Regions from separate parts of the Homo sapiens genome. Here all the other regions are linked to region 2. The links are chromatin loops, found by intact Hi-C in ENCODE. Cell type or tissue: sigmoid colon. All regions are shown on one strand. Each heading gives the region's core, and the rest is flanking DNA. Links, peaks and the distances in the headings are about the cores only. Region 1 overlaps LPP (LIM domain containing preferred translocation partner in lipoma). Region 2 holds the start of TPRG1-AS1 (TPRG1 antisense RNA 1). Region 3 overlaps LPP (LIM domain containing preferred translocation partner in lipoma).

Region 1 (10,931 bases), core at 918-8,917, 730 kb before region 2:
CCCAACACTCCCACAAGGCAGGTGCTATTATCCCCATTTTACTTTTGAGAAAATTAAGGCCTAAAGAAGTGAGAAAGCTTGTCCAAACCGCTATAGCTCTTGGGCAAAGGCATTAGTGACCAATGTGTATTTGACTCCAAAGCCCAGGATGTTAGCCACAGTGCAGGGCTACTATCCTTTTATACAATCTGTCAGGCTTCTTCCATCCGTGGCATGTATTCATCTAATTTTATTAAATCTTTATTGAGTTTCCACTTAGGTGCCTTGCACTGTTCTGGGCATTATCCCAGTACTCGATTTAGAGCAAAGAGTAAGACACACACAACAACGATCTCTTGGTGCTTACACGCTGCTGCAGGTGTGTGAAGGAGGCAGATAAAGGAACACTTAAACAAGAGGGACTGATAAGTAACCCAAGGGAGGAGTCACAAAGGGCATTCTGACTGTGAGTGAGTGGGGAAGGACTCTGGGAGGTTATGTTTAAGCTGAGATCTGAGTGACAAGGAGGCCACCTTGTAGAAGTTGGGGGAAGAGCACTGCAGGCAGTGGAGACGGTCAATGCAAAGGTCAAGGCTGTGAAGTGGGAAGGAGTTTGTGTTTGAGGAACAGAAGGAGACTGATGTGCTGGCAGGATGTGGGCTGCAGGGGAAGAAGCAGGAGAAAAGAATAGGGTCTAGCAGGTGGTGGTAAGTGAGAGACCTGAGCTTCTTAGACCTGAGTCCAGATGTGATGGGTTATGTGTTACAGGCATCTTTCCAGCTGCTGTGGAGGGAACCTGATAGTAAAAGGGAGTCAAGGGTAGAAGCAAGAAGGTTAGGCTAGACTTTTACCGTAATTCAGGTGTGATGTGGTGGTAACTTTGACTAGGGCATAGAAGTTGGGCAGGAGAGGTAAGTTTGGGGCATGTTTGGGAGTGATCGTCTATAGGATCTCAAGTGTGATTTCCTTCAGAGAAATGCTGAGCTAAATGGGCAGGAATCTGGGATACTCAGAGGGAAATGAAAATAGGTGCCCTAGGGGGTTGCCCAGATAAGCAGCTGGCGTTCCAAGACCAAAGAGTATCTGTTTCTCACCCCTCTCCCATTTAGTTTCTAACCTTGAGCTTTGGGCCAGTGCACAGAGGATGGTGGCTTCCTGCCTTTGGCTTCCCAGCTGAGAGCTGTTGGAACGCCCCAAAATAAGCCCTGCAGAACGTGCAGCTTCCTTTGCTCTCCCTGGGTATTTTTGTAAAACATTCTTTCCCACCAAGAATGAGGAACGTTCAGAGTGATGCTGACTTTATGGGCTGTATTTAACATGTTGTTTTTTCATGGTGTTGTCTGTTCATGCAGAGATTTCTGTCTCCTGTAAACTCCCTGGTAAGGAATCTTCAATCTCCATGTGAGATGGGTCTGGAAGGCTCAGTGGGAGCCCAGAAGAGCTGGGGTTTGAAAGCCTCTCCTTGTCTTGAGGACTGGACTGCGGTCCAAGGGCACCTACCAGCCCTCTTTTTTCATTTACATTTGAATTCACAGTTGCTGCCCTTTGGCAGTTCCCTGTAATTCCTTTTAACAGGCTGGGCTTTCCTGCAGATACTTCATTTTTCAGGTCTTGGAGAAGTTAGGTAGTGGCTGAATCAGGTAGAGAATCCAAAATTCTGACCAAGCCCCATCCTCTAGCCACCAGGCCAAAGCAACTTAGCTTGTGACCTCATCCTCCTGTGTATCCCCTGGCAATCTTATACTATAATCAGCCTAAGCCCAGAGATGCTCAGAAATCATACACTAAGTCATCTAAAACTCATTTCTGAGGCTTTCTCATGCGCCCCTCTTGCAGTCTGTAGTTACCAGGTTTTCAAATAATTAGCATAATCTCTTAAAAACAGTGTTTTGTTATTGCTCATTCAAGTTTCTTCTAAAATTTCTTTTATATTACCTATTCATTGAGTTGACAAACATTTATTGAGTTCTTACTGTATGCCAGGCATTGTGCTAGGTGCTGGGGATTGATTCAAAGATAATTTGGAGGCGTATGGAAGGGGAGTGGATAATTACAGCACAGTGAGATAAGTGCTATAATAGGGGGATATATAAAGAGCCAGAAATAGCACTATGAATAACATCTTTGAACAAATTGCCTTCTTTTTTCCTTTTGGATTATTCCCTTATGTATATTGCCCAAAGTGGGATTACTGGGTCATTTAAAAGATGAAAACAATTTGGCACAAAAAGATGTAATGACTTGCCTGGGGAATACAGCTCAATTTTCAACAGAGAAAGAAAAAATTGTTGACAAATCCAGATTTAGATCACTTTACCAGGAAGATGGGGCAGTTTTTATACTACCCTTTCAACATGGTGGCTTTTAGGGGCGGGGTGGGGGGGATTTATTCTAAACATGTTAGCCTGCGTGTAGGAATCACACGTCCTCATATTTAATCTCACAACTTGATTGTTCTCACAAGAACCTAGCTGTATACATATTATCGTTTCCATTTTACAAATGAAGAAACTGCACCCTTGATAAAAGGAAGTAAGTTGCTCAAAATTCCATAGTTAATAAGTGTAGAATCCAAGGGTCAAGCACAGTTCCTTTTATTCTTTGACTCTATCCTGTTCCCCATGCTGTGTTTACCAATTGAGGGTACCTGTGCTCTAGCCGGGGCCCGGAATTTAATATTTAATGAGTCACGGAGGCTCTTAAGATGATGGTCAGGCTCTATGAAATAGGTGTAGATTTTCTTACCTCTGAAGTCATAGCCAGGGAACAATGTCTTTCTGTATATTGACCTGAAAGGACCCAAGGGCGCATTATTCCTGACCCTGGCTCAGGTGCTGAAAGGCTATTTGCATAGCCCTACTGTTAGAGCACAGAATCCCAAGTAAAGCTGAAACCATGCCACAGTTTTGCTGTGAAACATTTATTACTTTTCTAGTACTTAACAGTATTAAGTAAAAACTCCTGCCCCTGGTATCCAGGACCTGTCATAAATGGACACCAACATCGGTCCACTGTGGGTCCATGTGGGTCCTTGATGCTCCTGCTTACATATCTTTAAATCAAACACATTTCCTACCAACCCCCAGATATATCTTGCACTTTCTCACCTTCATGCCTTAGCACATGCCTTTCCTTTAGCCTGAGATAACCTCTCCAATCTTCATTCATAGAACTCCCAATCCTCCTGTAAACTTCTGCACAGACGCCATCTTGGGAAGGGAATAATCCTTGATCACCACCTGCTCTCCCATCCATTAGAAGTGATCTCTGTGTTCTCTGTTCTGCTAACTCAACCACAGTTAGCTGTGAGGCAATAGAGTACAAATGTATGCTGCATATGAGCATGGGATATGGATTTGAATCCCGGCTGTGATACTTCCTCACTGTCAGTTAACTTGCTTGAGCCTGAGTTTTCCCATCTGCCAGATGGGTGTGATACAATAGGTGCTCCCCCTGAAACCCACCATGTTGACAGGAGTAGTATAAAAATGGTCTGATTCTCCCGGTGAGGTCACGTAAATCTGGAATCGTCAACAATTTTCCTTTCCTTTGTTGTCATGACTTTTTTTTATGACATCACCTCATGTCATGTCACCGTGTGGTATGAAAATTTGCATTGTTACCTGTGCTTCTTCTGTGGCACTTGTCCTCCCTTACTTGATGTCTTATCTCTCCTTCTAGACTGGGAGCTCTTCAAGGGCAGGGAGGGCATTGCATCTTTGAAGGCCTTGACATATGGATACTGCTACAAAGTTTCCTTTAAGGGAAAGGAGGATTCCATACAACCTAAGTGGTGACATCAGCACAGGCTCATTACTAATCTCATGTCACGAGGTTTCAGGCCTGGCTGAGAACTCTGTGAGCTCTGTGATGTTGAGCTTCAGGCACATAGAGTACAAGCTGGGTAGGCCTCTGGCTCCTGCTTAAGAGACAGCAGAAAGGCTGGATGGAGCCTGTCTCCAGACCAGCTTCTTCTGATTCAAGGAGTTGGGTGGGACTGGCAGTTCACTGAAGGCAGAGTGGTAGTCCTGCTTGGAACGTGAAACTTTGTTTCTTTCCTGGGCCTTCCAGTGGGTCTGTTATGTTGGTGAGAGTTTCAGACCTAGAGGAAAGGGTCACTGAAGGTATGGGTTAAGAGCAACTCTGAAAGCCACCTGCCCCCCGACTTCTCTGTGAGTGGGGCCACAGGGAGAAGATCCCTTCATAGGTAGCTCCCCTACCCTTGCTATGCTTGGAAACTGACCATGGAAAGGGATTCATTTCTTAAAGGGATAGGGCTACCATTTAACTTTCTATTGTGTCACTTCCCGAAACGCAACACCTATGGCTTAAGATCCAAGTGCTTTAGAACATGAGATACAAGGTCTTCCAGGCTCTGGCTGCCACATCCCTTTCCAGGCGTGTGTCCCACCACATTCCTCTGCATCCTCTGTCACTGGCCTCACCAGATTAGTCACTTTCTCTGAGAACACCCTGAACTCATCCTTCTCAAGGCCTTTGCACATTGTGTTCCCTGAGCCTATTTTTCTCCTCCTCATCCGTGGAAATCCTCTTGGGTGTTCAGGCATCGTTTAGAAGTCACATCATCTGCAGAGAACTTTTAGACCCTCAAAAGGACGTTGCATGTACTCGTGCTTTTCTACACTTTTCATTCTGTCTTTTGTGTTCCAGTGTGTCCCCCATTGAGGCTCTTCGACACCCCTAGGCATGTCCAACTCAGCACCTACACCTGCTAGGTCCACACACTGTGTTATCCAAGACAGAAGGTGTTAGCAAACCTCTCTTTGGTGCGCCCCTGAATGCAGAACATGTGACATTCTGTTAACTAACAGTTGTGCCAGAGTGGTTTCCATAGCCCATACTGGGGTTCCCATGATTTGTTTGATCATGAGCCCGGCCATTCGAATTGTTTTTGAATTGGTCTGATATCAGCTAGTTAATTGTTAACCCTTTTCAGGTTTGTTTCCCACATACCAGTAGATGTCTGCTTAGTGCCAGGGTTCTGAGCTTTTTATTTCACTTAAGAATATAATAGCAAGGTAGAATTCAGGAAAGATTTACTTGCTGTTAATGTGAACTTTTAAAAAAATAGTTTGAAATGTAGGCTTTGTTTTTATCCCAAAGCTCCATGAAATATGAAAATAGCAGGAGTTTTAAAGGTATATTTCCACCTCTAGAGGAAGAACTGTCCATATTATAGTTGTAATTATAAATTAATAAAGCCTGTGTCATGAAACTTGATTTTGAACGCCTGTGTTCAAATCCTGGCTTTACCACTTACTAGCCTAGAGATATTGGATGAGTGTCTAACTTCTCCGTTCCTCAGTTTCTTCAGTGTTCAATTGGGAAATTTTTCTTATGGTTGATGGAAAGTTTAAATAAGGTCTTGGATATGAAACTGGGATTTTATTAGTGTGTGTGTTTCAAAATGTGGATTTGGAGGCCATTTAAAAATAGCATTTCCAAAAAGTTTGCTTTTAAAGCAAAGTACTTAGATATATAAATTTTTATGAATTTTTTTTCAAATGATAAAATAAATGAGTTTACAGTCAGGAGACATACAGTATCTAACAAACTTAGGGAATATGCTTGGCTTACAAGACGTGGTTTTAGTCCACATAAATTAGAATCACAGAACTATAGGCTTTGAGAAATTATAAAAGCCTTGGAAGGGGTGAACGTGAATTAGTGCATATTGTGTGCAGGCTTTGTGCCATACGTGCTAGATATGGGATCCCAGGAAATGGTTGCATACACCTTGTTGGGTAGATGATATTAACCCTGTTTTGCAGACAGAGAAACCTGAGCTTTGAGAAAATCCTTTACACAAGTCCAATATCAAAGTCTGGAACTTCAAACTGCACTCCTGATGGCTTCTAGAAATCCTTTCCATTTACAGATATGACAAGACTTGCTTTCACATTGTTGATTTTTTTTTTATCCTCTCTTTCTCTGTCTCTGGGGGCAGCACTAATTCAGGGCCAGATAGAACTGTGAAAATCTGCAGTGTTGATGTCACATAACTTGTTTAATGAATCTAGATTAGTGTCTTGACTTTTCCTGCCAAGAATCTGCTCATAAAGTGTCTTGTTTTGAGCTCCTTTAACTGTACTCATTCATCAGCCTTTACTTATTTTCTTCTCTTTTGGAGAGATACTTGCCATTGCCCATAATGTTTGAGGTCAGGAGTATATTTGAAGAGGGCTTTATATTTTCTTAAAAAAAATACAGGTGGAAAATCAAGTTTATCAGCTATTTCATACCATCTTCTTCTGCCATTTATGGGCAACATGTGGAAGAGGTGGCAGGGAGCTGGGAGTTTGGAATAATGTGTCTCATCTTGAATTTGTCGCTGACCAGGGAAAATACTCAAGGCCAACTCCATCATTCCCTTTTGGGAATTCGGTGCTTCAGCTGTAAAGAGTGAGGGCACTACTAGGTGATTCCTAAGATTTAAAATTCTGCATGTTTTGTGGTGTCAAAACCATCAATTTCTGGTGAGCTGCGTGATCCTGCAGCTGTTTCTCTGATACTTTTCAATCTTTAGATTTAATCTATTCAACAATGTATAATTTTTTAAAGGGAAGCTTTTATAGATACTTCTGAACTATAACCGGGTGGGGGGGATAAATGGATGTTAAAAAATAGAAAACAACCAATTAAATAGTATATAGCATGTAATTCTCCTTGGAAACTTACCACGAAATTGAGAAGCACTTTAACAACTGGTAATTTAAATTGCGTTTGAACTCTGCTAATGGTTTGTTTGCATGGGAACTTCAATCATTTCACAGTGGTTCTTTAGCAAAGCTGCTTGTTCTCTTTATGGAAAATAAGAAAAAATTATTAAAAGAGAAGTTGGCTATGGAAAATGGAGACCACTTTCATTTGTGCCTGGAGGGAAGCTGGAGAGTGTGAGTGAGACTCCCTCAGGGCCAAGGGTGGAGAGCTCTTCCTTTCAGTGAAGTTTAAAAATCTGGGAAGTCAGATGCCCTTTGCTGCTGTTGTAGAAACTGTTGTGATTTGTATCTCTCTCTGCAAGGAGAAGCTTTGGTTTTATGCAGCTTGCGGGTGAGGGTAGGGACAACCTTTTTCGTTTGTTTTATGAAATTGCATTGTTCACAGGTCTAATGTTGGCTTCCTAACAACCCATTTCTCAGTAAGTTTGAAATTATGCCTCTCTCTCCTTTCAGTGGAAATGGCTTTCAGAATTCCAATGTCCTTGAAGACCACTAGGTCTCAGGAAACTCCTTGCTTTTCTGGGCTGATAGTGATTATACTCCATTTTGCCTACTTAATTTCTGTCTGCTGTTGAGGTTACTGGGAGAGCGTTGAAATAGGTGTTCGAGGCCTGGATTTGTAAGTCCTGGTTTGGCTCTAGGTGTGACTCATGTGACCAAGCACAAGTCCCTCTGCCCAGTGTGTTTTGTTGTCCTTTGTCAAAGCAAGCAGTCACTTGATCCAGTGGATCAAGTGGCTCCTGAAGAGGTCACCTCCTTACCCAGGCCACCGGGTTCTCTTGTCAGTTGGAAAAGTTGAGGTGGGTCATTTAAAAAATCCCTCCCAACTTTGAACTTGGAATTGTTTTGTACACAAAACAATTGTATGATTGGCTAGGTAATGTTTACAGTGACAACAATGAAATGGGCATGGTAGTTTCTCGTATGTGGATTTCTCCTGCATACATGAAAGACAAGTTTTATAACAGCCCTTGCCTTGGGATACTTGTCTGTTGGCATACATACTGTGTAATCATTAGCAAAACAATAATAGTTGCTAATGAAATAAAACCTGTAATAAGGGCTGTATTAGGCTATTCTAGCATTGCCATAAAGAAATAGCTGAGGCTCGGTAATCTATAAGAAAGAAGGTGTAATTGGGTCATGGTTCTGCAGTCTGTATAAGCATGGCACTGGCATCTGCTTGGCTTCTGGGAAGACCTCAGGGAGCTTTTACTCATGGCTGAAGGCAAAGGAGGAGCAGGTGTCTCAGATGGCAAAAGCAGGAGCAAGAGAGGGAGTAGGCAGAGGAGTTGCCACACACTTTTAAATGACCAGATATCATGAGAACACACTCGTGATCGTGAGGACAGCACCAAGAGGATGGTGCTAAACCATTCATGAGAAATCCGCCCCCATCATCCAATCACCTCTGCAGGCCCCACCTCCAACAGCAGGTATTACAACTCAACATGAAATTCAGAGGGGACACATATCCAAATGATATCAAGGACGGCTTACTGGGAAATGTCAAGATTGTTTATCCCTCTGCTGCTCACTGATTCTCACTTTTCAGGCAAGGAAACTAAAGTTCAAAGAACATTAGGTCCTATAGTTAGAAATTTGTCTCCAAACTCATATTCCTTTTCTTTTTTTATTTGGTATAGTTTAGGTTTATCTGTTAATTTTTTTCTTCCCTACAATTTGAGTATCTAACTGACTTGCCTCTTTCACCTCCATTATTAAGATGAAGCTGTTTTCCCAGGAGAACTAGGAGAGCTGAGATATGAACACTGAGGCATCAGCATTCTCTTTCCCCATCATTCTGAGTCAAATTAGTGAAATAAGAGTGCCAGGATCTGACTAGGAGTTTAGGAGGTATAGAAGTAAACCACGGCCCAGTCAGAGACTTTATAAGCCTGGGAATTTCTGAAGCTGGTTAAGACCCTAGAGATACATAAGCAACACCCTTCTGTTTTTCATAGGTGGGAACTTTGAGGCTCAGAGACAGAGCAGAAGACAGAACCTGGTCTTCTGATTCCCTGTGTTCTGCTTTTTTCATTGTTCCACTGGACGCTCATCAGAGGGAAGATCTTTTTCCTCAATTGGTGAGTCCCGCACACAAAAAGAACACATTTGCCTTTTAAAATCAATGTATATGTTTTAATGAGTTTTAAACATCAGTGTTTTCCACTTAAAGTATGGGCATCAGTAACTAGGATGCATTAAGAATAAGAGAAGAACTGAAATGCCCTTCCTTCTTTCTTGAGTTGCTTTTATGGCAATAGACAATATATAACCATGCTAATAAAATGTGTGGCAAAGCAAAGGCAGAGCTCAGCTCTTGGAAGGTGGTAGCATTGAACTTGGAGGAAAATTTGGAGTAACGATGATTTCAGGTTGCCAGCAATTGTATTGCCTCCTTCTTTCTCATTTGGCATGGAAGAAAGTGTTCATGAAATGGAAAGACCAAAATGAAAATGTCACTGAACAGTGTTTGGGCATTTACAAGGAAAGAAAGCAGTATTATTGAGTGTCTCTTGTTTGCCCTTGTGCAAAGTGCTGCTTCTTTTGTGATCTCATTTCATTTTATGTATTTATTTTTTTGAGATGGAGTCTTGCTCTGTTGCCCATTCTGGGGTGCAGTGGTGCCATCTTGGCTCACTGCAACCTCCACCTCCCAGGTTCAAGCGATTCTCCTGCCTCAGCCTCCCGAGCAGCTGGGACTACAGGCACATACCACCATGCCTGGCTAATTTTTGTATTTTCAGTAGAGATGGGGTTTCACCATGATGGCCAGGCTGGTCTTGAACTCCTGACCTCAGGTAATCCACCCGCCTCAGCCTCCCAAATTGCTGGGATTATAGGTGTGAGCCACTGCGCCCAGCCTCATTTTATTTCTATAACAACCCTTTGGGGCAGAGCAGGCTAAATTTGCTTAGGCAAAGGGTGTGAGCCTTTGTTTTAAAGGGCCTGCCAGAGCTCCACCAGGATGTGAGGTGCAAATCCTGTTATGTGCTCAGAAAGGAGAATTGTGACCAGGTAAGGTAAACTTTCCCTTGTGTTTTGGTGTACCTCTGTACTTAATGGGTAGAGTAGAACATTATGTTCTAAAAAATCGGGGTGGTAAAAAGAATCAACAGTGTGGAATACCCTGGGCTCTAAGGAAAGCTGAGGAAATTAGTAAGGGAATTCTGGGTGCGACTTCCACTTAGGATCCTGATTCGATGGTCCCCATTGGCTGAGGCCAATTCATATATGCCCCCAGCATTGGCTTTGTACTGAGTAATTAATACACCTTGACATATTTGTGGTGTAGTTTTCCAAAACAGAGATGATGCCATTGTGATTGAAAAAAAACTAACTTCATTTAAAAGTGTGACTGAGTTTATAGATGTGTTTTGTCTCTCTGTCTTTTCTTAATCAGTGTATCTTAAAAGTACAACTGACTGTGTGCCTATTGATCTATATTACATAAAAGGCTGGAAACCACTGGTTTGATGCTTAAACCTTAGTGTCTGTTAAAATTTCAAACATGATCTGGAATATATTCCCCCTAGCATACGTTTAAGTATCAAATGAAAAATCTTTGTCACCTCCTCTATGTCTTGAGTTTTTTCAGTGTTTATAATTAAACTGTGATAAGTATGAAGCTTTGCACTTGGACTTAAAAAAATCAAGTGTGTAATGATAGAAAGGGAGAGATTTCCTTAACAAGAGCAGACTGGAAGAGACTTTTATTTATTTATTTTATTTTTATTTTTTATTTATTTATTATTATTTATACTTTAAGTTTTAGGGTACCTGTGCACAATGTGCAGGTTAGTTACATATGTATACATGTGCCATGCTGGTGTGCTGCACCCACTAACTCGTCATCTAGCATTAGGTATATCTCCTAATGCTATCCCTCCCCCCTCCCCCCACCCCACAACAGTCCCCAAAGTGTGATGTTCCCCTTCCTGTGTCCATGTGTTCTCATTGTTCAGTTCCCACCTATGAGCAGACTGGAAGAGTCTTAGAAGTTTTTGTTGTTCATAAGCTAAATATGAGCCAACAGTGGCTTTTGTTGGGAGTGGCTTCCGAAATGCTGATGCAGCCTTCACCTGCGTTTAATAGAGTATGGCATCTAGAACAAAGTGAGTGGGTGATTCTGCAAACCTAGAACACCTGGAAACTGGCAAGTGCAGAGGTCATGTGAGCCTCAGGCACAGTTTGAACAGGACTCTAGCT
Region 2 (10,931 bases), core at 1,330-9,329:
AATTTAATGTAAAATGAGACTTGTTTTTGATTGAGGGTCTGAAGGACTCTGCTTCATGGGTGACATCCATAAATTTTATGTTCCAGCATATGGTTTATCTTGGTGAATGTTCCATGTGCCCTGGAAAGGAATGAGTATTCTGTTGTTATTGGGCAGAGTGTTCTACAAAGGTCAATTAGATTCAGTGGTTGTTTAGTTACATATCCTTGCTGGGTTTCCATCAACAAATTTTAATTTATAGACTTTGTAACATTAGCTTTGATTGTTCAAAAGCATTTTTAGGGTTTCTTTTTATATAAGAGTACAAGATCCTGAATCTTATTTTAAAATGGGACTTTCTGGGTAACCAGGTTAGAGGGCAGCAGTGCGGATTTTTTGAATGATTGGGCAGATGGTGTGATTTGAAGAATCCAGAAATTCTTCTCTTAATGCACATATATGGGCTGTCAGTATGCTAACTTACTACAAAGATCCTACATAAATTCCCCTTGGAATACGGCCTGTTGTTGTATCTAGGAAATATCAGGTCAGCTAGCCAACATCAGAACATTTAAAACTCATTATCTTTCTGTGTTATTATTCATAAAGTCCCTAGATTTTCTACAATGAGGCCACATATTAGTGTTAATGAAATTTATTAGATTTTAAATATATTTATGACTTTATATTTTTATTTTAAATTATTAAATATGTAACCATACAGAAAAGACATAACAGATGCCATGTACTCACCACCAGAATTCACAGATCCTAACATTTTGCCATATTTACTTCAGATCTCTTTTTTTCTTAAAATAAATTAAACGTAACACGCAAAGTAAAAGATTCCACCTTCCATTTCCTTTTTCCTCCCTCCTTCTTTCACTCTCAACCTCAACAGAGGAATCTACTCTCCTGAATTTAGTGGATATCATTCTCATGAATGTTTTTATACTTTCACTCCAAACAAATGTATCCACAGCAATTTATGACCGAGACTATTTCATGATATTTATTATTTTTTATAGTCAGAGGAAGGAAGACTCATCTGTCATCTTTAGAGGTCCTAGATCCCTTATAATCTCAATTCCTTCCAAATGGATTTTGCTTTAATCCTGGTTTTTATGTTCTTTCTCTGGTGATCTACTTACCCAGTTTTATTTCCTCCTAGCTAACGTCTTGTCTTTATTTTGCCAGAAATGGTAGCTTGAACCCTCCTCCTATGAATTGGCCTTTCAGAGGCTGTGGTCTGCTCACCTTAGGCATTACTCACCCCAAATCCCTGTAATCTGGCCCCTAGTTAGTTCAACCCACCTGGCTCCTGCACCTGGATCTGTGAGTGGCCATAGCTGCTCTTGTCAGACCTGACCTGTCTGCCTCAGCATTCCAGCACCAACGAGGAGGTTCAGTGCCCATCCTGCCCTACCTGTCTGTTTAGATCTTCCATGTTTGGAACGTAACCCCGAGAGAGGACACATCCGGGGAAAGCTGAGACAGTGCTGGTGGAGATTGATGAGTGTGAGGATGATGATTGATAATAGGCAACATTCTTGAGTAATATAATCAAAATGGTAAGATCTAAGGTGTAACACAATACATTCAAAAGGTTTCCTTCAACATAATAGTAGCTGATTTTTATGGAGCACCTACTGTATATCAAGTCTGTGCTAGGCACTTTATATCTTATTCCTTCTTAAAAATAACTACTTCACAGATGAGAAAGCTGAGGCATACAGAAGAAATGTGCTACTATGAAAATATTATGAGATTTAGAATAAGGCAGACTTGGGTTCAAACTGGCTCTACTACTTGCAACTTACACAGCCTTGGGCCAGTTTCTTAGCTGTCCTAAGCCTGGCACAAAATAAATGCTCAGTAATGATGACTATTGTTATTGCAGAAGATCTGGGTTCTTGCCCAAGCTTACACAGCTAATGTACAGTAGAACTGGGATTTAAATCCAGATCTGCTTCTCTAAAACTACCCTCTTTTCAGAGAAATATGAGTTCTCTCTTAAAGAAGTTGTCATCATGTATGGAAAGAGCACTAACATTAAAATGAGAAGGCTTCATCCCTTTCTGCCATTCTCCATCACTTATGTGATGGGCAGCCATCAACAAGTCATTTCCTCTCTCTTTTTCCTCAGTTTTCTCTTTTATAACATGAAGGAGTGGAATTAGGTAACCTCTAGGTTCTGTTTGTTCCAGCCCTGGAATCCTGTCCCCTTGTTCAAAAAACATAGCACTAAATTGCCTTTCCAAGTGGAATGACAAAAGGCAATGACATTCATATTTTAAAGAAGGCCAGGATAGGACAGTTGGCACAGCTTCTATCAGCAGTTTGTCCCAAACCCTTAACAATGGAAACCAATTGGATTTCTTTTCTGTTTCCCAACTTGAGCTGGGAAGGGAGCCAGGCCATAGAAGGCTTTAGAAGACAACAAAATCAGTTGCCTAAACTCATAGCTCTCTCGGGCAAGTTTCTTTGCTTCTCTCTCTCTCTTCCCTTTCATCCTTCTTTTGTTTTTTTTTAGAGAGGGAAGACTAAAACCAGAAGATGGGTAATTAAGATAACTAAGAGATAGAGAGTCACAGGAAGGGTTTTATTTCAGCTCAAGGTTTCATTTTTTTTCTTTCTTTTCTCCCCAGTTCTTTCTGATTTCATTTTCTAAAACTGCAGCACATATATTTGAGGGATCATTAAAGAAGTCCTGCATTCCTGCTCAGTGAATTTTAAACTCTTCTACACCACCCTGGGCTACCTGTTTACTGAAGTTAAAGGTAGGAACAACCTTCTTGGAGAAACCTTTGTCCACGTTTGGATCACTGTGGTGGTCCTCTTGGCCTTGGGGTCAAAGAAGCATTCACTTGCTCATCAAGTCTTTATCGAGCTCCTACTATGGATGTCACTGTGGTAAGCCCTGGGACAAGTAAGAAAGGAAAGGCTCCTGTTCCCATCTCTCATGGAGTTTATAGGCCAACGTAAAAGATGAAACACAAGTAAATACACAAATACAACATCTAGGAGGTGCTACAAAGGAGCTATGAAGCTACCCTAGCTTCTGCTGCCTCATAACTGGCCCCAGAGCAAAATTTCTCCACTCATTATCATCCTGAGACTGTAGCACATCTGCCCTCCATGTCATCAGAGAGACTCACCTGGCCCTGCTGAGCTTGCCCTGGCTCCCTGGGACACCTGGTCTCCTTGCTTAGCTCCCAGTGTGCTTTCTCATTCTGCCCCTGCTCATTCTCCGCCGGCACTATGTTCTCTGAATGCTGGCAAGCTTGCTGTTCTCTAAATCCTCCCTTTCTTTTCCTGCTTTTGGGTCTTTGCTCTTGCTGATCCCTTTATCAGGAACTTCCCTCACCTCTACCTCCACTTGTCCAAATGCTACCAATTCTTCCAGGATCTGTTCATGCTCCTTTACCCTCACTGCAGCCATCCTGAACCCTTCTCCCCACCTTGGGGAGTATCTGCTTGTTCTTCCCTGGTGCTCATGGCATTTGGTTTATTGTGCTAATCAGAGCGCTCATCATCCACTGACTGGTATTACACAGTTACTTGTGTATCTGTCCTAGGCCCTTACCTACTTATCTCCAACCTAAAGGCATGTCTATTATTTCTGCATCTCAAATAGAAGCAGACACAGTTAATGCAAAACCATATTATTGAATAAGTGCTCAGTAATGATGACTATTATGCACTTGAGACTGGAGACCTAGGACAGAGACAGGAGCATATCTGGATTTAAATCCCAGTTCTACTGTATGTTAGCTGTGTAACCCTGGGCAACTTTATTTATTAATAATAAAGTATGTGAGCAATCTTATATCACTGTACAGAGTGCTCATATATGTTATCCAGCTTAATTCCTAGAACAACCCTGTGTGAGAAGAACTACTGAGTGCTGACACTAGTCATAGTGCTAGACTCATAGCTGAATTCAGATTCCAAATTAAGTAGCCTGATTGTAGATACAACCATTCACATGCGAACATTTTGCTTTTTTCCTGGCTCAGCACTGCCAGTACTGCTTCTTTGAGGTACAATTATGCCCATTTTACAGATGAGAAAACTGAGACTTAGAAAGCTTAAATAATTTGTCAGTATTGTAAAACTACCTATCTTTGTTATCAGAGAAACATGACTGTGACCAACCTAGGTATATACAATTTTCCACAGCCATGTGAAAGTTTTATGACTCTTTAACATTTCTGGTTGTCTGCTATGCTCGGTGCATTGGGCTGGCTGGACCTTGTATATGTTGGGAAGAAGGAGGACTTACAAAGACTAAGATACAGTCTTTGCTTCCAAGAGGTAAATAAAAAACAACTAAAATATTCTATCATCCACACCTATTCCCTCTCCCTTCTTTTTTCAGCATGTTACTGGATGCTGCCTCTTTATCCATCTGCCCTGGTGGAGATCTTGAGGTTACAGGAATAGCCAAGAGAGACACAGGCAGAGTTAAGTCCAAAGCAGTCAGCAAAGGTGGGGAGACATAGATGGGTCCAGGTGGTAAGTAGGATTGGCCTTGTTATTGGAAGCTGAATGTAGTTACTGGACTTGGAGATTTCGGTTTCTAGAGAAGACAGCAGCTCTCCATGCCCAGTTTAATACTGTGGATTAGCGTGGGAGTGGCCCCAGACCCACAGGCAGAAAAGGCCAATGGTCAGAGTGGAGATCCTCAGGACACTCCAGGTGTCTGAGGGAACGTAGGTTTATCCCTCTTTATTACTAAGTGGATTGCTGCTCCCCCTTGCAGGCCAAAGCATGAATACTGGACATAGCCCACATCGAGGGTAGAGAACTTGGTTTTGGCTCTCAAGTCGACCACTCATCAGCAGATGACTGTGAGCAAGTCACTTCCTCCCTCCAAGACTCCATTTCTACAGGGATTCCATAAAATGGGCATAAGAATTTTCACTGTGCTCGTATGGACTGGATTAGGCCATCATGTGCATTAACACACTTGGCTGTGAGCACTAGGTGCAGCCAAGATGCTGATGGGAAAGAAAAGTCTAGGTTTTGCCCCCTGCGTCGTTCCTCGTGACAGGATTATGCTGAGGGAGGGCACATTAGATTGACTCACACATACTGAAATGGTCATAGTTATTGAGGTTACCCAGTTTCCAGGCCTGAACTAGTAAACCCAGCAATGAGAATCAGCCAGCATTAGCAAGTTTTCCGTGTGGGAGTGGGGTGGGGGTGGGGACTGGAGGGAGCAGGCGCTGAACCAGGAAAGGAGGAGGATGCTCATCATTGGCTAAAGATCCATGCCTGGAAATTAACGGCGTTAAAGTGAGACTTGCTTCAGGTTCCAACCCGGTAAGGCAAATGGAGAGGCTGTCAGGAGACCAGAAGTTTACCTCAGCTATTGCACCGACGCACCACGTGCTCTGGTGCACATCCACCGCCTCTTCCTGCCTCAGTTTCTCCTTTTGTAAAACAACAGCTTGTAAAGGCCTGGGGATCTTCTCATCCACGGGAGTTTTCTAAGGATGCAGGCGAAAGAGGTAGGAAAAGTACTCTGTCTCTGTCCTGGGTGTTCGGGATCAAGGCCTTTTGAACCAATTCCGGAATCCGCCACCGGGCGGTGGTAGGAGAGAGCCAGAGGATTCGTCAGTAAGTGTGCGTGCGTGACAGAGGGCTTTTAAATAGATCGCTTTGTATCTAGCACGGTAGCACCTGCTTCTAAGCTTCCAACGGCAGCTCGAGCAACGCGATCATTCAGAAGCGGCCGCTTTCCATTCACGTCTATAATTAGCGCGCAGGCTGCAGCTCAGGCTCGAGCTGCAAAGCGGGGCGGCGGCCTTGTGGGCGGGGCCACCACCTCCTAGCCCCGCCCCCTTCGAATTCCACCTTCCCAGCCCTTCCCAGCCAGGAGCCTCCTGCAGCCTCCTCCCCACCCCCACTGTCTGTCCTCGCCCTGGTTCTGGGCTTCGCTCTCGGCGCTCCAGGATTCCTGGACGACAGGGCCCAATCGTACCCTCACTCTGGGATCACTCTTGTGCAGTAAATAAGCACCTTGAAAGATGCATTCCAGGAGGGCAGCTATATTTAGAGTGGCATCCTCCTCTCCTCCCCGCACGCTCCTGCGTCCCGCCCTCTCCCCTCCCCGCCCCGCTCCCCGATGCCCCTCCCAGCCACCTCTCCCTCTTTGTCGCATTACATAGTAATCTGAGATGCACTGGATGTGCTCCAGGGAACAGAATGTACTTGGCAGAGACGCGGGGCTTGATGTCTGCAAAATGTCGGAAACGCAGCCAAGAGCTGCTAACTGGGTCATTAACCTCCAAAAGCAAAGCGAGGACTGTAAGGCCCGCTCTGCCTCCCTTCATCTCGCCAATAAAAGTGCCTCAGTGTGAGGGGGAAGAAAAAGCCCAAGGTTGACTGCTTTGATTTCTAGGCACCAAAGGCAGGCCCGTCCTCTCGTCCTGGCCCAGGCCCCAGCCCCTCCGGGCCAGCCCCTGCGCCACATCAGAGTTTACAAGTGACCTTTGAAAGGCTCAGCAACCCCGCAGGGCCATGCTTGCGCCTCAGCAAAGAAGTTACCCAGCAGCCGTTCCCTACCGCACAGCCTTGGACACATTTTCTTGGGTCCAGGAGGAGTTAAGGGAGTGGGGGTGAGTAGGGGTGAAAGGAGAAGGTTCCAGGTCCTTCACCTACAGTGAAGGGCTCTGCTGTCTCTCCCCTCCTCTGCTTCTCTCCCTCTTTTTCCTCCCCCTCCTCTTTCTTCTTTCTTGTCTTCCTCCTCTCCCTCTTCCACTTCTTTCTGAGAGCAGGCTTTGAGGTAGGTTCATGAATACATGGCCTGGGTCCAGGGGATTTGCATTCAAGCCGCTTGCAGCTCTGTTACTTGCTATGTGACCTTGGGTGAGTCACTCATTTCTCTGCTTTTAAATTCCCTTCTTCTCCATTGTTCACCACAATAACACCTTCCTGACATACATCACAAAACAGTGAGGCCAAATGAGAAAGTCTTTCCCTGACCGCCTTGTCTTTCACCCCTCTGAAAGCCCTGAGGTCCAAAGTGCCTCTGGCCTTGTGTGTACTCCTGGAAAATAGGAATACAAGTGGTCTCACCAGAAAGATTCAAACGTTTGAATGTTTTCAAGGGGATAGCCCCTAAAATCCACCCTCTTCAAGTTTTCTAGCCCTGTGAGGTTGCCAAACAGACACTTCCCCCTAATGCTCCAACCCACTTCTCCAGTGGCTAGAGAGAGAAAGTGACCGGTACAGAAACCAGAAGAGGTTGTGCAGTTCCTCAAATGAGACTCCCTTCCTTGTTGGAGGGAAGACAGTCAGCCTGGTAAGACTAGCAGCAGCCCACGAGATGTGGGTCTGAGCAGTCTCAACAAAAGTCCAGGATGAGGAGAATGGAGATTTGTGCAGCCATGCTGATAAGAGGAGGAAAGCTCGCTCCTGGTGCTCTCTAGGAAATTAGAACCAAGCCCAGCCTGGCATCAGCACCCTTCCTGCCTCATCTCTCGTTGGTCTTACCACTCCTTCCATGGCAGCCACATCAGATGGGTTCTGGCTGGTCGCGGTGCTCCATGGACGCCTCCTGCTTTCCTGCCACTTGGGCCTTGGCTGAGATGTCTTAAAAAATTTTTTAAACTCATCAGAATTTGATGGCCTCTATTTGGCCTATCTCTGCCACACATTCAAATCTTTCACATCCCTCAAAACCCAGCTTCAATGCCATCTCCTCTATTTAGATGTCACTTCTTTCTCTTTCAGTCTCAGTACACCCAGCCAGCCTTGGGTTATGCCATTTTTGTGCTTGCTAGATCCCTCTTATGCCATAGAGATTTCTCTGTGGATACAAACTCTGCTGTTGATCTCAATACTGATGGCTAAGGTATATCATAATACATCATAAATACATCCTGGTTTGCCATCTCAGTTTATGACTTTGTCTTGGTATAATATAAAATGTACCTTATGGCTAAGGTACATCATAAGGTACATCATAATACATCCTGATTTGCCATCTCAGTTTATGACTCTGTCTTGGTATAATTAGTTATTAATAGGTCCCTCCTTCACCTTGAAGTTTTTGGGTTTGGATGATAAATTATACAGTCACCTTACTGAGGGTCTCTATCCAAGTACATGGTACATTAGCAGGGGCTCAGTAAATGTGGCAAAGTACCTTAAAGGGCATTTAAAGGATCTTTTATACCCAGGTCACTGGGGCTCTCAGCCCTACCCTTTTCACTCCTTTTCTGGAGGCAGGCTACCATTTGTTCCTCTTCTCTCAAGGACTGCAGAATGACCTATGACCACTTTCTTTTTGACAAGCCTTTCCAGGATTTCAAAATGCTCTGACCCAACAAGAGAAATCACTTACCACAATCCTACCCCTTCTTCTCAGCCCCTAAACAGTAGAACAGCCACTGGATATTGGAAATAGGTATCAGACACTAGAGAAGGTCAGAACACAGCTGGTGCGATATATCATTTCCAGCCTCAACTGGACTTTTGGCCTTGCCCAATTTCTTTTTTTGTTTGTTTGTTTGTTTGTTTTTGTTTTTGAGATAGAGTCTTGCTCTGTCACCCAGGCTGGAGTGCAGTGGCATGACCTCGGCTCACTGCAACCTCTGCCTCCTGGGTTCAAGTGATTCCCCTGCCTCAGCCTCCCGAGTAGCTGGTACAGGTGCCCACCACCATGCTTGGCTAATTTTTGTATTTTTAGTAGAGATGGGGTTTCACCATGTTGGCCAGGCTGGTCTCGAACTCCTGACCTCAGGTGATCTGCCTGCCTCAACCTCCCAAAGTGCTGGGATTATAGGCATGAGCCACTGCGCCCAGCCAGACTTGCCCAATTTCTTTGACAGTCCAAGTTTTCAGAATTGCCTCTATTTACACAGTTGCCTTAGGAGAGGATCACAACTTGGAAAGCTTGAAGCTTCTTTATTATAAACTATGTAGTTAACATTCTAGGTTCTGTTCAGAGGTCAGAAAAGATAAGGTCTCTTGTGCTTTTTCATCATAATAAAAAACTTACTCAAAAGTCAGCCTGTTGGGGTGAGTGTTTGTTGACTTTTTAAACAAGATATCAAGCATTTGGAAGTAACAGAGGCAATACGCCCAGCCGTGTGAATGGAGCTCTAGCTTCAGCATCAGGAAGCCTGGGTCGACGTCTCCTCCTCTGACTCATTGCTTGCTGAAACATGAATCATATGCCCTTTCTCAGCACTGGGTCTCACTTCCTTCATCTCCCCTATAAAATGGGCGTATTTGCCATTCCTACCACACAGGAGGGGGCTGAGGCTTTCAGAGTCCTTGCTAATTACACACAAAAATATTATTAAAAGTAAAAATAAGCCATAGTGTGATTTTGACGCTCTGAAGAGGCACACGTGGAGGGTATGCGAAGCCATTTTATGACCTTGCTTCGTTTCTGGACATCCCAGTTCACTGAGAACAGGCTCTCAGAACGTGGGAATGGGCAGGAGAATCCATGTTGAGATGGAGATGCGAATGAGTCTGGTCTGTTTACGTGGGAGCAGGAGACCTTTGAGGAGATCACTCGCCAGCAATCAAGAAGAAGAACATGGAGACTGGGATGGAAACCCAAATAAGGCTATTCTGTGGAGGGCTCTGATGCCAAGGCTGGGGTGTTTGGACTCCCTTGAGGGTTATGGGAGATCAGTGGAGGTGACTGAGCAGGAGCATGGCACGACCCACAGTGTGTTTCAGTGAGACACTGTTTCATGGAGGGGCAGAAATGGGAGCTGGGGTCTGTCACCTTGTAAGCAAATGGCAGCTCCCCTCTGTCTGAGCTTCAGTTTCTCATCTGTTAAATAGATGGGTTAAACAGCAAATTGGTCTAATATGCTGTGATTCTATACTAAAGAACATGAGGAAACAGCTTGTCATATTGACGTGTGTGTGTGGAGGGTGTGTGTGTGTTTGGGTCAGGGGAAGAGGTGGGAATGCGGTAACTGCTTTGTTAGACACAAAGCCAAGTCCAGAGACCTTGTTCTTTAGGGAGGAAGCCTGAGCAGCCTCACGATCTCTAGCAGGTCTGAAGAACTTTCTGGGTATCTTTCTTTAGGCCACAGCACAGCACATCTGCACTTTAGGGCCTGGCCAGCGACCTCTGTCTAGACGTGTCTGCTGTCTACTTCCTAGTTCAGCTGAGAGAGCTAATATTTGAAAAGACTGGCCAGGCGCAGTGGCTCACGGCTGTAATCCCAGCACTTTGGGAGGCCGAGGCTGGCGGATCACCTGAAGTCAGTAGTTTGAGATCAGCCTGGCCAACATGGCGAAACCCTGAATCTACTAAAAATACAAAAATGAGCTGGGCGTAGTGGCAGGCACCTGTAATCCCAGCTACTTGGGAGGCTGAGGCAGGAGAGTTGCTTGAACTCGGGAGGCGGAGGTTGCAGTGAGCCGAGATCATGCCCTTGCACTCCAGCCTGGGTGACAAGAGCGAAACTCTGTCTCAAAAACAAAACAAGACAAAACAAAACGAAAGACTGCATAGGGGTTCTTGCAAACTAGCTATTTCTCAAGATATTTCAAATCTGTCTGTATCTTCCTATTAAATTTTCAGGAAGTTTTATATCAATGAGGACTACATGGCTTGGAGGCCCCAGAACTCTATCTTCAAAGTACAACTTGATAGTACACCTCCGACACTTACCAAGGTTTGCTGTAACATTGGTACATAGAAGAGCCTTTATTATAATGGTGTTATAAAGATAGCATCTGTTAAGTTGCTTTATATAAAGTTTCAGATGGAAAATTCATCAGTGAACTTATATAGTAAAAAAAAAATCATTAAAAATTTGGGTGGATCTACTTAGGTTTAAGTATAACTGCATTTGTGCTCCTGTTTTATAGTTGGGTTTAAAAATACTTGTGATTTTTATTATAAGCTTCCTCATATATCTTTTCAAGTAGGTTTATGTAAATAAGTAAGTAAGTAAATAAATAAA
Region 3 (10,931 bases), core at 1,587-9,586, 230 kb before region 2:
AATTTATAGGCAATGGAAAATGTGATAAATTCCCTTTTAATCACATAGCACAAAGCTACTTTAAATCTAGTATATGGCCTTTATTCCTTTTTTACATACTTTTTATTCTTCATTGATGATCTCAAGTACTCTCTCAATTGATATTTGATTCTCTTGCATTGCTATAATTCTGGCTCGCCCGCCTATTTATTTTTTAATTTTTTTTTTACTGCAGTATGTTTTGGGGTACATGTGAGTTTTGGTTACATGGATGGGTTCTATAGTGGTGAATTCTGAGATTTTAGTGCACCCATCACCCAAGCAGTGTACACTGTACCCATAAGGGTGGAATGAAGGGGGAATAGACAAAGGCCCCAGTGGCCCTGCATGTCCCATATGGGTACAGGGGATGAGGGATAAAAGACTATACATTTTATATGGAGTCTTTGATCCCTGCCCCCCTGCCCAACCTGGCCGCGCCAAAGCCCCAAAGTCCATCATTTTGCTCTGTATGTCTTCACATCCTCGTAGCTTTGCTCTCACCCACCCATTTCAACACCAACCCAGTGTCAATGCTACTGACTTATCATCACTATTTGAAATCTGGCTGTTTGCAGTGCTGGAAAAATGAAATTACTCAACTTCCTTAACTGGAACAAAAGAACTAGAACCAAAATGTTCGCTTTCTGGACTCCTGTACTCGATAAGATTTATCTCATTTCCTATCTCAAAGTTTATATGTGGTCCCGAAGTACACAACTTCCACAAGCTCTTTATGCTGCTTGACTTTTTTCACCTGAGTGTGAGAAACTTCTACCTGTATGTTTTCTCCCTTTTAGCTGAATAAGGCCTAGCCTGCTCTGCTCCCTCTCTTCAGGAAGTCCGTCGCGGGCTATGCGAGAGGTCCCACCTTATACCCTTATTTTGCTCTTCCTGCAGCTGTTTTTCTTTAATTATTAATGTGCCTGTATCTCTCACTTCACTGTAAGGTTCATAAGAAAGAAAGACTCAATTTATTTTTCTCATAAATGTATAACAGCAAATAGTGATTACTTAGCAATTGTTGAACAAAATAGATTCTTCCTATTGTAAACATGGATTTCTAAAGCCTGATAGATGACTCATCTAGATAAGGCAAATGAGTAAAGAGATGTGTCCAAGGTTAGCCACTGAATAAGTGATAAAACTAATTCTAAAACCCAGGTCTCCTGACAGCCACGTCCAGTGCTTTTTCCTCTCCAGTGCAATCGCTGCTTGTTTAGGCTGACTGCCTTGGTTGATGGTCTAGGTGGCAATTAAAGGACTGTGTGCTTTCTGCCTTTCAGGGTGGCCATTCAGGGCAACTGGGGCCTTCGTCAGTTGCCCCTTCATTCCGCCCAGAGGATGAGCTTGAGCACCTGACCAAAAAGATGCTGTATGACATGGAAAATCCACCTGCTGACGAATACTTTGGTGAGTGGGGCCTAGAGCTGACTTCTGAAGTAACTATCTTGCTCTGATTTCCTTCCTTAGTAATTGGAACTATTATCAGCTCCACTGGTAAAGTATTTGAGTCCAGATGCATGAGAGTTGATATACATCCCCGCACAACTAAGTAATTGTAGGATTTGCATTTGCAAGACTGCCATAGATGTGATGTCTACTTAGCTTATACTAAAATTTCAGTGGTCCTTAGAGTTTCCTTAGATACAAATTTTATTGTTGAGACTTATTTTTTACCAGTCTAGGCAACATGGGGAGACCCTGTCTCCATTAAAAATACAAAAATTAGCTGAGTGTGGTGGCATGTGCCTGCAGTCCCAGCTACTCAGAAGGCTGAGGCTGGAGAATCACCTGAGCCTGGGAGGTCGAGGCTGCAGTGAGCTGTGGCTCAGTGAGCTGTGGTTGTGCCACTGCACTCCAGCCTGGACAACAGAGTGAGACCCTGTTTTTTTGTTTTTTGTTTTTGTTTTTGTTTTTTGTTTTAAAAAAGAAGACATTTTTTGACAACTTATTAGCTTCCCATTAGGCAGAAATAGGATTTCTGTGTATGTTCCCATTTCTCACTGGTCTAAAGATTCAAGTAAAAAATGTGGAATTGGATATTGTCTGATATCCAATTTCCAGATTGTACTCTTAATTTTTTTTTCTATCTCAGTTGAAGAAATGATGTTTTCTTTGTAGTTTTAATTTTCCCCTCTTCAAACTTGTTAATAACTAGGAATGGTTAATCCTTCCAATCCATGAATATAATGCAAATTTATGAATTATATGCCGATTGTGAGGTTCTGTGGACGCATAACCTGTCCTCAGTGAGGTTAAAATTGTTCAGAAAGAGGTAAGACAAGCATACAAATAATTACTAGTCTAGGTAGAAAGTGATAAAAGACATGAGAAGGCTTAGGTCAATTGTTGCAAATTTTATTTTTATTTTATTTTATTTTATTTATTTTTGAGACAGAGCCTTGCTCTGTCACCCAGGCTAGAGTATACTGGCGTGATCTTGGCTCACTGCAACCTCCACCTCCGGATTTTGAGCAATTCTCCTGCCTCAGCCTCCCGAGTAGCTGGGATTACAGGTGCCCACCGCCACACCTGGCTAGTTTTTGTATTTTTAGTAGAGACGAGGTTTCGCCATGTTGGCCAGGCTGGTCTTGAACTCCTGACCTCAGGTGATCCACCCGCCTCAGCCTCCCAAAGTGCTGGGATTACAGGTGTGAGCCACTGCGCCCGGCCAGAAGTTTTAAAAGCTCCATTTATTAGGAGCATCCGGAATACTTTGGTAAAGAATTGGTGGCACTTGAATCTGAGCCCTTTAAACCAGTGCCTTTCACATTTTCTGTGGTAGAAGACCATTTTCCTCCCAATCTGTTGGAGACCAGTATTTTTGTTGAGTCAGTTAAAATTAATTACTAGGGAAATAAAAGACACAAAATAAAATGGAAGATGAAATTTTATCATTATTAGAGTTAACTGTTAACGAATTACTCTTTTAAATTTTTATACTAGTTTCTAAATATTAATCCTTTGTTCCTGTATTTATCTCATCCAGGGTGATAAGCATTTCTTAGACACCCATCCATGGACCACTTTTTGAGTGGCACTGCTTTAAGGACAAATAGAGAAACGACATTTGGGGAACAGTATTAGTAAAGGCACAAAGATGGGGAAATTGCACAGGATTTTTGCTTCTTCAAATATTTTCTATTTTCATGTCTTTTTTGCTCCTATATGGGAATATGTAATGACAGGTCAACTGACCACACCAGTCCAAAAACACACAGTAGATGAAGTAGGAGGTATTAGGATATGAAAACCCTGGCTTTTATTTGTGTTGGGGTGGCAGTTTAGCTTAGCTAAAAGAGCAAAAAGAGTGGGAATGAAACATCTGGTTGTGGTCTCTTCTCTGTCCCTCGCTGGCCAAGCAATACTGGCATGTCACCCATCTGCCTGAGCCCCATTTCCCACCTCACTATATCAACGGTTGGGGCAAATGTTCTCTAGCATTTCTTTCAACAGTAATAAGTTCAATGTACAAACATCCTTAATCTAAAGTATAACAATAAAGCTAAACATAAATTGATGGAGATTAACAACAATGCATGGAGAACAGTAAAACAAAACATAGAAAATCCACGAAGGTTTCTAGTTACATCAAAATACACAAAAAGTTTATTAATGCTCTTGTCATTGCCATGTGAGGAGGGTTTATAATGGGGTCTAAAATACATTTTTTAAAAGTGAAAAATAAGGTCTCTGTATTTAGGTCCTATTAAAAAGGAAAAGCTGACTTACCAAGTATATATGCTTCAAATATCATAGCAACAAAATATATTGCCACAAAAAAAAAACTGAACATAGATGCTAATTGCATGAATGAATATATATTGAACACTCTGGGAAACAGATATAAATTATTACCTTTCCCTTCAAGAACTGTCCAAGCTCTACTACTTAGTAGCTTAGAAAACTTGAACAAGTATTATTCCCTCTAAACCTTCATTTTTGTTTTGTTTTATCTGTAATATGGGAATAATAACTAGCTTATACTGTTGTTTTAAGAAATGGATGAAATATTTATACAAAGCACTTAGCCAAGTTCTTGGCATGTAGAATATGCTCAATACAATACTCAAGGTTCTCCCATGCTCTTGGGGCTTATAGTTTATTTAAGACATAAGATATGCTCGTTAAAAATCCATTAATAATGCTCAATTTAAGTTTAAGTTCCTAGCAACAATAGAACGTATGTCACTGGTAAGTAATCATTGCCAAATGGGGATGAATAACCATTTGAGAATTTGGAAAAATGGCTAACTTTTATTGAGTGCTTATGATATGGCAGCACTATATTTTATTTACATTATAGGAATTAACTCATTTCACTCTTATAGGAAAACATAACCCTGTGAAATAGATACTATTATCATTTTCAGATTTTGAAATTAAGGCACAGAAATATTAATTTGCCTAATGTCAACAGCTAATACATTGCAGAACTGAATTAGAATGCAGATCTGTACATTTACACACCACACTGTAAAAGATGGGGAAAGCTAGCCAGGCTACATATTTAGAAGAGTGTTTATGGTGGAGATTAGCTTTGGACAGATGGGAAATAAGAGATGAGCATTCTCTTCTAGGTACACAGAATTAACAAAATATAAGTTGAGGCCAGGATTATTTAAAGAAAATTTACGTTATGTAGAAAACAAAAAAAAAAGTGCCTATGGTAATATTCAGGCTGCTCTGCTAGGTGGTGGTGGGGGTAGATGTGGGTCTTACCTTTGAAGTTCTTATAGTCTAATAGGATATGTGTACAGAGTTATGGTGTTATAAGCACAAGGCAGAAAGTGACAAGTGACTTAATCAATGTTCACCAAGTGTTCTTTGAGAATTCAGAAAAAGGAAAGAGAAAATCAAGAGAGAGAAATGGAAAAGTATTTATGGAATACTTAGCCTTTGAGTAAGTCTTTAAAATTGTGCTAATTGAGATTTGGAAGTAGGAAGATAGTAGAGAAGTGAAGTCATTTCTCATGAGGGGAGTTTTTGACATAACAGGGAATAAAACCACTGGAGTGAAGTGTCCACGTGAGAAGTAGCAAATATTGGGAAATAAGGTTCAAGTAGTAGGTTAGGACCAATCTAGGGAAGGCTGTCAATGTCCGGCTAAAGGCTAAGAACGTTATTGTCTATAATGAGCCCTTGCACATTGAGATCACATGCCATGAGAACTGCTCTGTGGATAGTGGTTAAAAACATGCACTCCAGAGCCAGGATGCACTTCTTACCAGCAAGATGAAATCAAGAGGCAAAGGACTAGTGAAAAGAACTGTCCTTTATTGTTCCGTGCTTTAAACATTTCTCAAGCACCTTCTCTGTGCCTGCTACTGTGCTGGGTGTTCAGGACACCCAAATGCAGAGGCTCTGCCCTCATGGGGCTCACGGGTTCCTAGGAAGGACAAGAGAGTCACAGATGTCAAGGATTTTAGTGCAGATATTAGCACTGTGTTGGGTGTGACTGAGCTGCTATGTGAGAGTCCATAAGTCTGCCTGAGGATGAGCGGAAAGAATACATAGCAGTGTGTTTGCATCAGCAGGGCCTGACCCAAGAGCGATAAAGTCTTCTCTTCCTTTCTGTCAGAGTTTTACCTTTGGCCTATTCTGGACTGCAAATAGCATTGCCAAGCACTTCCCTTAAATAACTTCTCTTTTTTGCAGGACTATCCTCTCAGCCCTGCCAAAACCCCATCACCTACTCTTTCTTTACTACTTTGCCTATTTAATGCTGGAATTTTTATTTAAACTGTAGCTGATTTACTGAAGGTAATTAAGTGCTTTCATGCTGTAGATCTCCTGCTAGACTACAGGCTGTACTTGGGAGTGAGAGTGAACAAAATGTAAATAAATGATGTCAACAGAGTAGGTTCCTTTGTGGTCATGTTGCTTTGCTTCCAAGACACTCTTTTTTTTTTCATAAGTAGAATGATTCATGAATATGTTATTATAGTTCTTGTTTCTTTGCGGAGCCCCTCATCACTCTTAACAGTTTTATTTATATTGAATTATAATTATCGTATGCTTAAAAGTACTGGGAGAGGTACCAGAAGATCACCTCACAGATGACTTAAGTACAAAGGAGAAAAGGAACTTTTATAATGGAGAGGTCTCCTGGAAGCCGTCTTAAACCAAGTAATGAAATTTAACATCCTCAATAATGGGACAGACTGGCATGTGCCAACTGAATGTAGGAAGTCTGCAGCATCGTCTAGGCAGTGGTCTTGCTAAAATATTTCAGCTCTATCCAACCATGAGGAAGTAAAAAATGCAGATGATGGGACATGCTTCAAGACACCTGTCCTGAATTCTGCAACACTGTCAATGTTATAAAACACTATTCTAGATTAAAGGAAATTGAAGAGACATGCCATTCAAATGCAAGGCATGTGTCTTGATTGAATTCTGGATGAAAAAAAAAAAAGCTGTAAAGGATTGGTAACAAACTTAGAGAAATTTGAATATCAATGATATATTAGATAATACATCAATGTTAATTTCATGATGATATTAATGGTGTTGTGATTATGTAGGAAAATCTTATTTTTATGAGCTATTTGTTGCAGTATAAGGTGAGGTATGATTGTGTCTACAGTTTTATTTTGAAATATTGATAGAGTGACAGAAATAGAGAGAGAGAGACAGAAAGAGAGAGAGGGATGATTGACAGATATACGTAGACAAACAGAGATAGAGATAAATGTGGGGAGGCAGAATCACCTCAGGTTAAAACAGCTAGAGATGCTATAACTGCAACAACTATAAGGACTCCCCTCCTCTCTAAAAGTGTACTGAAGCCTGTCACAAATGAATTACCTTAAGAATCCCTTCTTGGGTGGGTAGAGAGATTGACATTTCTGCACCTTCTCAACTTTCCTGTTTTAATGACTACAGTGGGTCTTTGAAATTTCCCGTTATCGTTTTCTTTTTTTCTTATTTTTTACCAGACATACACATCTTCTATTGCTGGTGAGATGAGGACAATTGTGGTAGTGATGACAAAAGCTGATATTTACCTAGAGCTCCATATGTTTAAAAAACCAAGTCGCAGCCACAACATGACTGGCAGACCTGGCGATGATGTCTTCATTTCATTTTTTGGATGGGGAAATAGAGATTCAGAGAGGCTCAGTGAGTTGTTCAAGCTCACATAGCTAATAATTTTGGAATTTGGCCTCACTCTTCTGATCTCATGTCTATCATAATACATTACCATTACAGAAAGGTATATAAATGCTGTTCCTGCTGAATGTTAGTAACTGGCTGTTTCTCTCCCATGTCATAACTTTTCCTTATGAAGTTATGATCTTCAAGTGAGAGATGGAGGGACTGCTTCTGCCCAAGATTACATGTTTGTAATCTGGACTTCGATGTCACTGATATGTTTCAACTATCTTAAACATCCTGAATTAACTGCTGTGACATGGCTGAGGTACATACATTAGGAAGACCGTCTACCGAATACCTACCTATCAGCCATTTTGCAGTCTGTAGTTCTTCTCTTGACCATGGGAGAAGGCAAATCACTAATAGCCACCGTTCTTATTTTTTCAAGTCAGGTTTTTTTATAAAATATAACAAACAGGGACCCTTAACTGTCTCAGCTGGGTTTTTTTTTAATGATTTCTTCTGGAAAGGTGATAGTTTTAGTGTTTCCATGCCTTCTTTTGTCCATGTTCATTATAACTTGTGACTGTCGCATTACAGTATTAGGTAAATGCCACAGATGTTGAACCATGATAAAGCAGTTGGATGAGTCTATATCTCTAAAGGGAAGATACAGTCTCTATACTGTGGGCATTTGCCATCTACTTGGACTTAAGTTTTGGCTATAACAGATTTCCTTACCATGGACCTGTGTCTTTCCATTAATACTGGTGTCATTGAGAGGGCCTCTAAACACTACCCTGTAGAGGAAAGGGAGGAAACATAGTAGAAAGTTGGGGGTAGGAGAAAATTCTTACCCAGTTCAATAAACCAGACAGTGAGTGTTTAGCCCAGCTCATCTACAGGAAGCCTTGGTTCAAGTGCTTGCATTTTAGAGCAAATTTTTTCCTAGACAACTAGAAAAATATGTTGATACTAAAGGAGGCTCTCAGTTCTAGTGATAGATACTTAAAAAGAACAAGGGGTGGCTCATGCCTGTAATCCCAGCACTTTGGGAGGCTGAGGTGGGCAGATCACGAGGTCAAGAGATCAAGACCATCCTGGCCAACATGGTGAAACCCCATCTCTACTAAAAATACAAAAATCAGCTGGGCATGGTGGCACGCACCTGTAGTCCCAGTTACTCAGGAGGCTGAGGCAGGAGAATCACTTGAACCCAGGAGGCGGAGGTTACAGTGAGCCAAGATCGTGCCACTGCACTCCAGCCTGGTGACAGAGGGAGACTCCGTCTCAAAAAAAAAAAAAAAAAAAAAAAAAAAAAAGGAACATGGGGCGATGAAGTAGCTGTAAATTATTATAATTTAGAGTCAATTCAGAGCTTATAATAGAAAATGGAAAACTTTTAAATTGAGTATTAAAATGAATAGGAGAGAAAGGTATTATTCTCAGAAAATTGGGACATCTACAGGGCTAGTTGCCAGTTTTAAAGTTTGTTTTTTCAAACAGTTTTAGGCAGCTAAAGGAAAGCAAAGTTGAGTTTTTCTCCAGATAACCTTGAGATATCTCTTTGAAATTGTCCAAGACTTTTCTGTGTTGGTTGATACAGCCACAGCCTTAAGTAATACACCCAGAGCCTCTAAGTTTTATGCTTTCATTCATTTTGTAAGAGAAAGCGTGTTTGTATATGAAGCTTTTCATACATGCATGTCTGTGACTATGGCATAATTTTTTCCAAATAATAATATTCTGGCTGAGGAGCCCTCAAGGCTGAAGGCAACACTGTTGGAAGACAGTATCTCTGGAAATGGATGTTGTAATACATCTAAGGATGGACTGGAAATATCTGACAGTAGATTTTTAAGCATAGAGCTGTAATTATCTTGACATTGTTTATATGATATTGTCTTATTCCTTCTTTAAAAAAAAGCAGAAGTATGTGAGCCTTAAAATTATTGAGTGAGCTATTTGAAGAATCCTTCAGAGCAGTGCCAGGTAAATTATCTTCTCAGAACTTAGCATTTATCTAAGGAAACTTTTTGTTCATCTCTGAGTATTGTTAGTAGGAGTTTTTGAGAATTTTTGCAGAAAACCAGGAGTTTGTTCCAGTGGAACTAGGCCTTCATTTTTCAAAGGACAGCTAGACAAAAGTGAAGGCATGAGGCAGCAGGGACCTAGCACATGCTAAGCCTTGAGAGAAGAAAGGCGTTAACATGAACAAAGTGCTATGATCGGTCACTTTATTGGTTATGCCAGCTCATTGTATTTGGTGCCTTGGTATCAACTCAATTAAGATGAAAATGGAGGGCCAGTGAATGTTCATGAATAGAAACAGAACAAAAAAAACAATGAGGAGGATGGTCCATTTTCTTTCTGCACTAGTGGGACCAGTTGATAAGTGAGCTTGTCCAGAGGACTTGACTAAGATGCTTAGGAAATTAGAAACCATGATTTGAGGTGCAGTTGAAGGTATGGAGAGAGGAAAACCTAGAGCCCTCATTGCTGTTGAAAGACTATCATGTGGAAAAGGAATTTGACTTAATATTTGTGATTCAAAAATTAGCAACAAAGGCAAGTGAGGGGAGTCTGGCCAGTTCCCATTCAGCGTAATGAAATCACTTTCTTAAGAGACAGAAGAAAGTCTTTGTAAAATTCTAGGTCAGAATCTAATAATCCCTTGTTGGTGAAAATGGTGATAGGTACTCAAGCAACTGATGGATGATTAGATTATACTTCATAAGTGCTGTCCAATTCTAACATTTTGTGACTTAGGCACAAACAAGACGCTAAACTTGTTTGGAAGTTAGCGTCTTGCATCCAACTTCTAGGTCTACCCCTAGATTATCATTATTATTATTACATGATTTCAACTAACATTTATATAATGCTTTTTAAAGCACTTTTCTACATGTTATATCACTTGAGCAAGACAGCAGTCCTACAAAATAGACAGTGTGTTTATTTCCATTTGGGATATGAAGAAATGAAAGATTTCAGTGATTAAGGGACTCCCCACTCCCCAGGGCTCTCCACTACCCTCACAAGTCATAAAGCAGGTAAGTAGCAGAATTGCCCTGGGGCACAGGCCTACAGACTTTAAATTCTTTTCACTTTTCACCCCATTGTGCTGTTAACACCATGTTGCTGAATTGGTCATGGGCCATAAGATAGATGAGTTAACATACTTCATGTTTTAGCTTTTTAATCTGTATAAGGAACGATGTGATTACTTTGTAAAGTGCTTAGAGGATCTCAACTGAGAGGTGTAAAGTAATTTGTATTTCATAGTTTGTGTTATTATGTGACAAGAAAATGGTTTCCAAAGTGCTTCTATCAATTACAAACTGGGAAATGACTCCAGGTAGGCAGCTACCTTTAGTGGATCTTGTTTTCACAGATAAATGACCTAATTAATGAAAAACCCCAAAACCACAATGGAAGAAAAATTAGACAATAAGTGGCTTAGAGAGAAGGTTGTATTGATTTGGGGGGAAAAATGGGTTTTTTGGTTTTGTTTCTCTCTAACTTTTTGTTTAGGGTATCTTTGAGTTGTGGGAATAGAATGTTCTCTAGTTAATGAGGCATATTAGATATATTTTCTTTTGTGGTAGTGACTTCTGGTAATGTTTGTTCAGAGTAGTATATGTTTACAGCACTAAATAAATAATAATTCTGAGCATTTTATGTGTTCTATCTTAGCATACATTAATTTTTTATTAATTTGGCTAGTGTGTTTGTTTGTTTGTCTGTTTTGTGTCAGAGTTTCACTCTTATTGACCAGGCTGGAGTGCAATGGTGCGATCTCGGTGCAC

The links. Peaks named below come from ENCODE experiments on the same cell type or tissue, not always from the same donor. Only the 100,000 strongest peaks of a DNase experiment are listed, where the experiment ranks them.
Region 1: it touches region 2 in a loop (5-fold over the local background); 6 of 110 quality-filtered maps call a loop at or near these places.
Region 3: it touches region 2 in a loop (2.9-fold over the local background); 3 of 110 quality-filtered maps call a loop at or near these places.

The regions. Positions count from the first base shown.
Region 1 is chr3:188,216,722-188,227,652 of GRCh38, forward strand. LPP (LIM domain containing preferred translocation partner in lipoma) reads left to right here. Exons shown (of 12, transcript NM_001375462.1): 2 at 8,684-8,806. Among named protein-coding and RNA genes, the nearest start is that of FLJ42393, 44 kb to the left of the region's middle. In sigmoid colon, for the core only: no CTCF peak of the experiment used is centred there; DNase peaks (open chromatin) are centred at 3,850 and 4,390; H3K4me3 peaks cover 4,287 bases; H3K27ac peaks cover 3,754 bases.
Region 2 is chr3:188,941,931-188,952,861 of GRCh38, forward strand. It overlaps TPRG1-AS1 (TPRG1 antisense RNA 1), which reads right to left and starts at 5,709. Exons shown (of 2, transcript NR_046873.1): 1 at 5,349-5,709; 2 at 1-120. In sigmoid colon, for the core only: CTCF peaks have their summits at 5,564 and 5,767; DNase peaks (open chromatin) are centred at 5,771, 6,261, 6,801, 9,111 and 2 weaker places; H3K4me3 peaks cover 1,654 bases; H3K27ac peaks cover 3,279 bases.
Region 3 is chr3:188,706,963-188,717,893 of GRCh38, forward strand. LPP (LIM domain containing preferred translocation partner in lipoma) reads left to right here. Exons shown (of 12, transcript NM_001375462.1): 8 at 1,305-1,431. Among named protein-coding and RNA genes, the nearest start is that of MIR28, 24 kb to the left of the region's middle. In sigmoid colon, for the core only: no CTCF peak of the experiment used is centred there; no DNase peak of the experiment used is centred there; H3K27ac peaks cover 556 bases.